Regions from separate parts of the Homo sapiens genome. Here region 2 is linked to region 1. Evidence: read pairs that join two places in POLR2A ChIA-PET (ENCODE). Cell type or tissue: GM12878. All regions are shown on one strand. Links, peaks and the distances in the headings refer to the core of each region. The heading gives the core; the rest is flanking DNA.

What was found. Peaks named below come from ENCODE experiments on the same cell type or tissue, not always from the same donor. Only the 100,000 strongest peaks of a DNase experiment are listed, where the experiment ranks them.
Region 2: POLR2A ChIA-PET joins it to region 1 with 5 read pairs; 12 of 35 experiments call an interaction of 5 or more read pairs at or near these places.

Annotation. Positions count from the first base shown.
Region 1 is chr11:75,534,878-75,540,246 of GRCh38, forward strand. No RefSeq gene overlaps it. Among named protein-coding and RNA genes, the nearest start is that of GDPD5, 12 kb to the left of the region's middle. RefSeq lists a cis regulatory region at 1-533, a silencer at 2,105-2,605 and enhancers at 2,595-2,644, 2,805-2,874. In GM12878, for the core only: no CTCF peak of the experiment used is centred there; a DNase peak (open chromatin) is centred at 2,394; H3K27ac peaks cover 696 bases.
Region 2 is chr11:75,406,514-75,411,882 of GRCh38, forward strand. RPS3 (ribosomal protein S3) reads left to right here. Exons shown (of 7, transcript NM_001005.5): 7 at 1-394. Among named protein-coding and RNA genes, the nearest start is that of SNORD15B, 4.8 kb to the left of the region's middle. RefSeq lists silencers at 1-86, 1-106 and an enhancer at 978-1,477. In GM12878, for the core only: a CTCF peak has its summit at 1,558 (motif pointing right); no DNase peak of the experiment used is centred there.

The DNA of each region.
Region 1 (5,369 bases), core at 253-5,252:
CCTGACGTGTGTGTGTGTGTGTGTGTGTGTGTGTGTCCGTGTGTGAGAGAGAGACAGAGACACCTCTGTTGTGCCCTCCAGGGTGTGTAAGTACTAAACATTTTTACACTTTCACACTGTGGTTTTATCCCCTGAAGGTGAGGCCACTGAAGGACCCATGCAGGTGGGTCCCCTCCCTACTGGCGCTCTTTTTTTTTGAGCCCCTCCACTGTTGGGAACAGCTACCAGTTAAGTTGATAGAGTTTCCTTCAAAACATAGCCCTGACACCCTCTCAGAACAGAGGGGCCTCCTTATCTCCAGGAGCAGCAGGGGAGGGGGAAGGAAGAGGAGAGTTGAGAGAAGACACCTGCCCCTCTCATCATGTGCTTAAGAGGCACCCATGGGCACTGTTCAGGGCCGAAAATTAGAAATACCCCAACCAGCCAGTACCATGGGGGTGGTGATAGGAACCCTGGCTTCCTAGAATAACTCAGTTCCAGGAACCTGTGCTGAGGGCCCAGTCCATGCCAGACCTGAGGCTGGCACTAGAGATGCAAAATGCAATCAGACCCTGCCCCCTCCCCTTGAGGAGTGTTCAGTTTAGTGGGGGAGAGAAGGGTGCCACATCAGTAATAAAAACAGACCCCTTTATTTTTGTTAACTTTACCAAATGAAATTTTATAAATTCAAAGTGCCATCTACTGCTTCCTCCCGGGTTCTCTTCTTTCCCCCAGCACCCCTGCCCCCCAACACCAGGTTCTCTTCTGTAACACTCAACGCGAGGGTCCGAGGCTTCATTCTTGAAGTCAGTGAGACCAAGAACCCTCCAATTCCGGACACAGCGTCACCCTTATTATACAACAGGCTGTTTTCCTATGCTGTCCAAAACTGCATCGATTCCCCCTAAAGCCGCTCCTTCAGTATTCTCCATCTCTGTGACAGATCCCAACATCCTAGACATCACCCCCTATAGCCCGTCAGTCACAGAGATGCAGGGAAGGGAATTCTAAAGCTACTGGAGGCCAGGCATGGTGGCTCACGCCTATAAGCCCAGCACTTTGGGAGGCCGAGGCGGGCGGATCACTTGAGGTCAAGAGTTCAAGACCAGTCTGACCAACATGGTGAAACCCCGTCTCTACTAAAAATACAAAAATTAGCTGGGCCTGGTGGCGCGCGCCTGTAATTCCAGCCACTCGGGAGGCTGAGGGATGAGAATCACTTGAACCCAGGAGGTGGAAGTTGAGGTGAGCTGAGATTGCACCACTGCACTCCAGCCTGTGTGATGGAGTGACAGAAAGGGAGGGAGGGAGGGAGGGAGGAAGGAAGGAAGGAGGGGAGGAAGAGAACAAAAGAAAAAAAGAGAAAGCAAGCTAGCTACTGGAGTGTCCAGGCTCCCAACTCTGGAGTTTCTATCTCCTGAACATCTAAACATTTTTCCATCCACTCCTTGACCCTGTGGCTCCCATAATCACCTCCAAGGCCAGTGCCCATCATGTCAGCCTCTTCGGTGCTCTCCCTGCCTCCTCTCTTGCCCTCTCCTATCCACTTCCCACTATTTCAGATCTGAGCACAGCATTCTCTTGATTAAAACTCCTCAGTGGCTCCCCTCTCTTGGCTCTCAGCAGCACATGCTGGGCCCTCTACACCCAAGTCAACCTGGAAGGCACAGCTCCCGTGTCTCCTCCTCCAGGAAGCCTCCCTCTGACCATGAGGTGGGCCTACCATCTGGGAAAGGTGGAAGGGAAGGAGGGATTAAGTAGAAAGAGCCTCAGACTGCACTGCAGCTCCGAGAAAGCCTCAGCCAGCCCAGTGGGGAGGCCAGAGCACAAATTAGCTGTTAGAGGCTGGGCGTGGTGGCTCACACCTGTAGTCCCAGCTACTTGGGAGGCTGAGGCAGAAGGATCGCTTGAGCCTGGGAGGCGGAGGTTGCAGTGAGCTGAAATTGTGCCATTGTGCTCCAGCCTGGGCCACAGAGTGATACTCTGGCTCAAAAACAAACAAACAAAACAAAAACAAACAAACAAACAAAAAACAGAGGAGACATCTGCTGGGCAGAAACGGCCAGACCTCCTTCTCCCACTGAGCTGAGTCATTGGCTAGGGCTGCCCAAGGAGAAAGTGGCCTTGTCAGGAACACAGCAGTAGATCCCAGGGTGTTGCTGCTGGGATCTGTTGCTAACGACACTCCTGCTCTACACTCTCTTAAAGGAAGATCTGAGTGGCAAACCTCCATGGCTTGATGGATGTTAAAGTTGGAAGGAATTTAAGAGATGCTCTAGGCCAGCCGCTGTCACATTTTACAGATGAGAAAACTGAGGTTGGCCAGAGGAAGTGACTTGCCCAAAGCCACCCAGCATGTAAACCAATATGCAAACCCAGGTTCTGACACCCAAGTCTGCGCTCTTCTGAATCATTGCTGACTCAGAGTCACAGTGGGGCTAGAGGGCAGTGGGAGGAGAGTGGCAAGGTATGACTTCAGGACGCGGCTCAGGTGTCACTTCCTCACAGAAGCCCTGCCTGGACCCAAGCTCTTCTCTGGGCTCCCCGAGGCCTCTATCCACTCATTTACCAGTCAGTTCTGTGAATGTCAGCTTGTGTGTCTGCTTCCATGAGGCCATGTCCCCAGCACCCAGCATGGGACCCGGAACATCGTGCTACATGTGAAGGTACACGCCTCTGGTTTCTACTGCCCTCTCTGGCAGCTCAACCCTCCAGGACAGAAGAGCAATCGGTTCCGCTATTCGTTGCTTCCTTCCTTTCTTCCTGCTTTAAATAAATGTATACTGAGTGATTACTTCATACAGTCCTGGGGACACAGCGGTGAAAAATTTTGCCTTCATGAAATTTACTTTCTAGTAGAGGGAGGTAGACAATAAGCAAAACAAATACAAGGAGTGGTGTATTAGATGGGATACATGCTATGGGCAAAAGAAAGAGCCTCAGAGACAGAGGAGACCAGGAGGTGTCAGCGAGGACACTTGCCACTTAGAGGAGTCAAGGAAGCTGACGTTTGAGTAAAAGCCTGAAGCAGATGACAGGTGTGAAGGCCCCTGGTGTGTTCACACTAGGAGGCCAATGTGGCTGGAATGGAGGCAGTGATTGATGGGGTTGGGAGAGGTAAAAGACGAGCCTACGAGGTCACAGAGATTAAATCACAGAGGGCCTAGAGCCTGCAGTAGGAATTTGACTTTTACTCCAGTTGAAATGGGAAGGCATTGTAGAGTTCTAAGTAAAGAGGTGTCATTGTTTGACTTCTAAGTTAGACCTGGGGGATACGGTAAAGACAGGGGGGGAATGCCGCAGTCTGAGGAGAGGTGATGGCGGCTCAGATACAGTGACCGCAGGAGCCGTGTAACAGGTAGTCAGATTCTGTGGTGTCTTTTGGAGGTAGAGCCACAGGATTTTCTGATGAATTAAATGTAGGTTGTGAGACAAAGAGATGAGTCAAGGATGACCCCCATGTTTTGGCTTGATCACCTAGAAGGATGACATCACCCTTGTCTGACATGAGGAAGACGAGAGGGGTAGGTTTTGGGGAGCAGATCAGAATTCAGGATTGGACACGTTCATTTTCAGATGTCTTAGGCATCCAAGTAAAGATGTCAGGCACACAGTTGGATACACAAGTCTGGGGTCTGGGAGAGGTCCGGAAATGTGGGAGTTACAGGCATAGAGAAGGGATCTGAAGCCTTGAACTTGGATGACACTGTCAAGGAAACGGTGCTTGAGGGAGAAGAAAGAGGACCAAGGACTGAGCTCTGGAGCTCCCATATCAGGGCAGGAGGATCCTCTAGGGAGGTGGGAGGAAGAGCACAGTTGTGTGGTATTCTGGAAGGCAGGTGACGAAAGTGAAACCAAGGAGGGGCCGTTGGCAGGTTCCCTGCTGCTGCTACTGGTAAGGGAGAGCAGGATTGAGGACTGGCTACTGGATTTAGCAATGTGGAGGTCTTGGTGACCTTGAAGAGTTTCAGTGGAGTGATAAACGTGGGATGCTGGTTCAAGTGAGCTTGAGAGAGAACAGGAGGAAGGAACTGGAGACAAAGATAAGGACCACTCTTTTTTTTTTTTGAGACAGGGTCTTGCTGTCCCCCAGATTGGAGTGCAGCAGCGCAATCGCAATCATGGCTCACTGCAGCCTCAATCTCCTAGGCTCAGGTGATTTTCCCACCTCAGGCCCCCAGGTAGTTGGGATCACAGGCACATGCCACCACGCCCAGCTAATTTTTTAAAAATTATTTTTAGAGATGGGGGTCTCACCATGTTGCCCAGGCTGGTCTCGAACTCCTGGGCTCAAGTGATCCTCCCACCTCACCCTCCCAAAGTGCTGGGATTACAAGCATGAGCTACCATGCCTGGCCTAGACCACCTTTTTTAGGAGTTCTGATGGAAAGGGAAGGAAGGAAAGGGGATGAAGAGAAAAACTGAGAATGTTTTTATGAGATAGAATGTGTGTATGCTGACGGGAAAGGTCTAGATGAGAGAACAGTGGAAGATACGGGGGAGATGGAGGGACTGCCGCAGCCATGGCCTTGAGTAGCTGAGGGGGTGGAATCCAGCCACATAAGCAGGGGTCGACCTTCTGAGGAGTGCGTGGTTTTATCCATCGAGAGAAGGCAGATGCAAGGAGATTGGTCGGTGTGGTGGTGGAGCCTCTGGAGTTCATTGCTGATCGAGTCCACTCTCTCAGTGAATCAGGAAGCAAGGCAGTCAGCCACAGTGAGAGTGGGGAAGAGGCCTGGGAGATTGGAGGGCAGGGGGCAGCAGGAGAGCAGATGATTAGGGGTGTCTGGGATGACTGTGTGGAAAAGTGCAGGCACCTGGGGTCGGTGCACGTGATTAAGCAGCAGGCAGCCTGGAGAGCCTCCAGCCCAGGTCCCTTCACAGACCATGCGGGTTTCTTCCCTCTTGGGTAGCACTGGGCCAGGCAAGGCAGTGTGGATCTGCAGCTGACCAGGGGCTCAGAGGAAGGAGCATGCCTAGGAAGTCTCAGATTTCCAGGACTGGTTTACATATTTATGCAAAGCCACCTCCTCCCTGTTCCATATTGGAACAAAGTGTGTGTGTGGAGGGTAGCATTTAATAGGACCTCTTTGGACTGGTCTTACAATGCCCCCTATGTCAAGGGACCGTACTATGCCCACAGGGGCAGGTCCTGTCACCATCCCATCATTAGAGAACTGGGAACCCACCTCCCTGACATGGGCAGGGTGGGGCTGCCCTGTCTGTTTTTCATTGTCCTCCTGCTTTGGTTTCTGCTTTTTGGCAGAGGCTGCTTTTCCTAGATTACTTCCAACATCTGTTCACTTGCTTCTAGAATAAAACAGGATAAGTTTGATTCTGATATTTTCTTTTTCCCCAAGGCCATCTTCAGTGAAGGCCTGGACTCTCTC
Region 2 (5,369 bases), core at 189-5,188, 130 kb before region 1:
CTTCTCAATTAGACTGAGCTGCACATGGTGTTTATATTGCTTGGCACATGGTAAGGGCTTAATATTTGAGGTAATTATGTAGGGCGTACACTGACAAGTATCTGACCCCCCCTTCCTTTTTGACTCATAAATTGGTCATCTTAACCATTTAAGTGTACACTTCTATAGTGACAGAGTTAGCCCTCTGTCCAAGGGATTTGCATCTGTGGATTCAACCAACTTTGGGTCAAAAATAATCAAAAAGGATGGTTGTGTGTGTATTGAACATGTAGACTTATTTTTCTTATTTTCAAAATACTATATTTTCTTGTCACTTATTTTCTTGTACACTGCAGTTGTAACAGCTATGTAGCATGTACATTAGGTATTAAAAGTAATCCAGTGAAGATTGAAAGTCTAAGGATGTGCCTAGGTTATCTTAGGTATAAATACTCTACCATTTTGTATAAGGAGTTTAAGCATCTGGGGATTTTGGTATTTGAAGGGGGTCATGGAACCAATCATTGGTACTGCAGGAAGACTGCTCTATATTCTCATTGTGCATCAATCTCCAGAACTTCATCTTGCAGATGTGCTGCCCCTCCCTCACCTTTTTGAAAGAGCCTTTGATGATTATATGGATTCCTGTCTTTTTTATTTTTTGAGGTGGAGTTTTGCTCTTGTGTGCCAGGCTGGAATGCAGTGGTGCTATATCGGCTTACTGCAACCTCCGCCTCCTGGGTTCAAGCCATTCTCCAGCCTCAGCCTCCCGCTAGCTGGGATTACAGGCACCCGCCACCATGCCCAGCTAATTTTTGTATTTTTAGTAGAGACCGGGTTTCCCCATGTTGGCCAGGCTGGTCTCAAACTCTTGACTTCAAGTGATCCCCCCACCTCGGCCTTCCAGAGTGCTGGAATTACAGGCGTGAGCCACCGCACCCAGCCAGTTGAACTTACTTGAACATCCGCAAATTATTTTTTATTATTTTTATTTTTTGAGACGGAGTCTCGCTCTGTCACCCAGGCTGGAGTGCAGTGGCGCGATCTCTGCTCACTGCAAGCCCCGCCTCCCTGGTTCACACCATCCTACCTCAGCCTCCCGAGTAGCTGGGACTACAGGCGCCCGCCACCAAGTCTGGCTATTTTTTTTTGTATTTTTAGTAGAGACGGGGTTTCACCGTGTTAGCCAGGATGGTCTCGATCTGACCTCGTGATCCGCCTGCCTCGGCCCCTCAAAGTGCTGGGATTACAGGCGTGAGCCACCGTGCCTGGCCAAACATCTGCAGATTAAGTGCTGGGAATAGGTTAAGACTGTACTGTGCCGTATATTAGATTAGGTGATCTTTTAAATTCCTCATGAGTTTTCTCCAGTCCACTTGGAAGTTCAGCCGGTGGGAGAAGTTAGTGCTGTTAATTCCCACTAGGTGTTGCTGTAACAAAGGAAATGTGCAACAAGAGTAATAGCTTAAGGAGAAAGAAAGAAACTTAATGAATTGTGACAGAAAAGTATGCAGATTATTAGCGTAATAGATTACTGAATTATTGGAAGAAAGTGCTGTTAATTACCACTAGGTGGTGCTGTGACAAAGGCAATGTGCAGTAAGAGTAACAGCTTAGGGAGGAAGAAATAAACTTAATTGTGACAGAAAAATGAAGATTATTAGTGTATAGATTATTGAATTATCAAAGTGAACACCCCTGTGTAACCATTTAAAAATGCCAAAATATGTCCAGCTGTGGTGGCTCACACCTGGAATCCCAGCACTTCGGGAGGCCAAGGCAGGTGGATCACTTGAGCCCAGAAGTTCCAGGCCAGCCTGGACAACATGGTGAAACCCTGTCTCTACGAAGAGATTTTAAAAATTTGCCAGATATGGAGGCTGAGGTGGGAGGATGGCTTGATCCTGGGAGGTGGAGATTGCAGTGAGCCATAATTGTGCCACCACTCTCCAGCCCAACCTGGGTGACAGACCCTGTCTCAAAAAAATAAAAAAAAAACCCAGATTTGCCCCCTCCCTTGTATCTAAGAAGATATGGGAGGCCAGGTGCAGTGGCTCATGTCTGTAATCTTTAGGAGGCTCAAGTGGGAGGTTTTTTTTCTTTTTGAGACAGTCTTGCTCTGTCGCCCAGGCTGGAGTGCAGTAGCACAATCTCAGCTCGCTGCAACCTCAGCCTCCTGAGTAGCTGCGATTACAGAAGGCCGCCACCACTCCTGGCCAATTTTTGTATTTTTAGTAGAGACAGGGTTTCACTATGTTGGCCAGGCTGGTCTCGAACTCCTGACCTCAAGTGATCCACCTCCCAAAGTGCTGGGATTACAGGCGTGAGCCACTGTACCCAGCCTACTCTTCTACATCTTTTACAGAAAACTATGTAAGACAAATGTAGAGCTCAGGTGAGCACTTGGTAACCAGAGTTTGAGAAGTATAAATTATGCTGGGACTCCCTCTATATGCCACTCTAAACACAGCTCCACCCTCCATAAGTTACCTTGATTTTCTTTTTTGAGACAGGGTCTGGCTCTATTGCCCAGGCTGGAATGCAGTGGTAGTGGCACAATTTCACTGCAAACTCCACCTTCTGAGCTCAAGCCATCCTCCCACTTCAACCTCCCGGGTAGCTGGGACTACAGGCACGTGCCACCATCTCTGACTAATTTTTATTTTTATTTTATTTATTATTATTATTATTTATTTATTTATTTATTTTTTTATTGATCATTCTTGGGTGTTTCTCGCAGAGGGGGATTTGGCAGGGTCATAGGACAATAGTGGAGGGAAGGTCAGCAGATAAACAAGTGAACAAAGGTCTCTGGTTTTCCTAGGCAGAGGACCCTGCGGCCTTCCGCAGTGTTTGTGTCCCTGGGTACTTGAGATTAGGGAGTGGTGATGCCTCTTAACGAGCATGCTGCCTTCAAGCATCTGTTTAACAAAGCACATCTTGCACCGCCCTTAATCCATTTAACCCTGAGTGGACACAGCACATGTTTCAGAGAGCACAGGGTTGGGGATAAGGTCACAGATCAACAGGATCCCAAGGCAGAAGAATTTTTCTTAGTACAGAACAAAATGAAAAGTCTCCCATGTCTACTTCTATCCACACAGACCCGGCAACCATCCGATTTCTCAATTTTTTCCCCACCCTTCCCGCCTTTCTATTCCACAAAACCGCCATTGTCATCATGGCCCATCCCCAATGAGCCGCTGGGCACACCTCCCAGACGGGGTCGTGGCCGGGCAGAGGGGCTCCTCACTTCCCAGTAGGGGCGGCCGGGCAGAAGTGCCCCTCACCTCCCGGATGGGGCGGCTGGCTGGGCGGGGGGCTGACCCCCCCACCTCCCTCCCGGACGGGGCGGCTGGCCGGGCAGAGGGGTCCTCACTTCCCAGTAGGGGCGGCCGGGCAGAGGCGCCCCTCACCTCCCGGACGGGGCGGCCGGCCGGGCGGGGGGCTGACCCCCCCACCTCCCTCCCGGACGGGGCGGCTGGCCGGGCAGAGGGGCTCCTCACTTCCCAGTAGGGGCGGCCGGGCAGAGGCGCCCCTCACCTCCCGGACGGGGCGGCTGGCCAGGCGGGGGGCTGACCCCCCCCTCCCCCCTCCCGGACTGGGCGGCTGGCCGGGCGGGGGGCTGACCCCACACCTCCCTCCCGGACGGGGCGGCTGGCCGGGCGGGGGGCTGACCCCCCCACCTCCCTCCTGGACGGGGCGACTGGCCGGGCGGAGACGCTCCTCACTTCCCAGACGGGGTGGCTGCTGGACGGAGGGGCTCCTCACTTCTCAGACGGGGCGGTTGCCAGGCAGAGGGTTTCCTCACTTCTCAGACGGGGCGGCCGGGCAGAGGCGCTCCTCACATCCCAGACAGGGCGGCGGGGCAGAGGTGCTCCCCACATCTCAGACGATGGGCGGCCGGGCAGAGACGCTGCTCACTTCCTAGATGGGATGGCGGCGGGGAAGAGGCGCTCCTCGCTTCCTAGATGGGATGGCGGCTGGGCAGAGACGCTCCTCACTTTCCAGACTGGGCAGCCAGGCAGAGGGGCTCCTCATATCCCAGACGATGGGCGGCCAGGCAGAGACGCTCCTCACTTCCCAGACGGGGTGGCGGCCGGGCAGAGGCTGCAATCTCGGCACTTTGGGAGGCCAAGGCAGGCGGCTGGGAGGTGGTTGTAGCGAGCCGAGATCACGCCACTGCACTCCAGCCTGGGCACCATTGAGCACTGAGTGAACGAGACTCCGTCTGCAATCCCGGCACCTCGGGAGGCCGAGGCTGGCGGATCACTCGCGGTTAGGAGCTGGAGACCAGCCCGGCCAACACAGCAAAACCCCGTCTCCACCAAAAAAAAACGAAAACCATTCAGGCGTGGCGGCGCGCGCCTGCAATCGCAGGCACTCTATTTTTTATTATTTTTTGAGACAGTCTCGCTCTGTCACCCAGGCTGGAGTGCAGTGGCGAGATCTTGGCTCACTGCAAGCTCCGCCTCCCAGGTTCACGCCATTATCCTGCCTCAGCCTCCTAAGTAGCTGGGACTACAGGTGCCTGCCACCACGCCTGGCTAGTTTTTTGTATTTTTCGTAGAGATGGGGTTTCACCATGTTAGCCAGGATGGTCTCGATCTCTTGACCTCGTGATCTGCCCACCTCAGCCTCCCAAAGTGCTGGGATTACAGGCATGAGCCACCGTGCCCGGCCTAATTTTTATATTTTTAGTAGAGATGGGGTTTCACCATGTTGCCCAGTCTGGTCTTGAACTCTTGACCTGAAATGATCCTCCTTCCTCGGCCTCCCAAAGTGCTGGGAATACAGATGTGAGCCACTGTGCTTGGCATTTACCTTGATTTTCAAAGTAATTGCCTCCCTAGACAGTATAATGAAAAGTACTAGCAAGTATTTGTATTTTATTTTATTTTATTTATTTATTTTTGAGACGGAGTCTCGCTCTGTCGCCCAGGCTGGAGTGCAGTGGCGCAATCTCGGCTCACTGCAAGCTCCACCTCCTGGCTTCACGACATTCTCCTGCCTCAGCCTCCCGAGTAGCTGGGACTACAGGTGCCCGCTACCATGCCTGGCTAATTTTTTTGTATTTTTAGTAGAGACGGGGTTTCACCATGTTAGCTAGGATGGTCTCGATCTCCTGACCTCATGATCCACCCACCTCGGCCTCCCAAAGTGCTGGGATTACAGGTGTGAGCCACTGCACCCAGCCCTTAATATGTCTTAAGTGGGGAGGGAGAGTTGAAAATGCTTGTTGCTTGACCAAATGGCATTACTCTTCCAGCCAGGGCTGTGCCACAGGAGTGCTGTTCAGTAGAGGAATTAAGTGGTTCCCTGAATTTAGCTGCTGTTAGGGAAGGTGGGAAGACCTCTAAGGTAATTCTTAAAGGCCTTGTGGCTCTTGG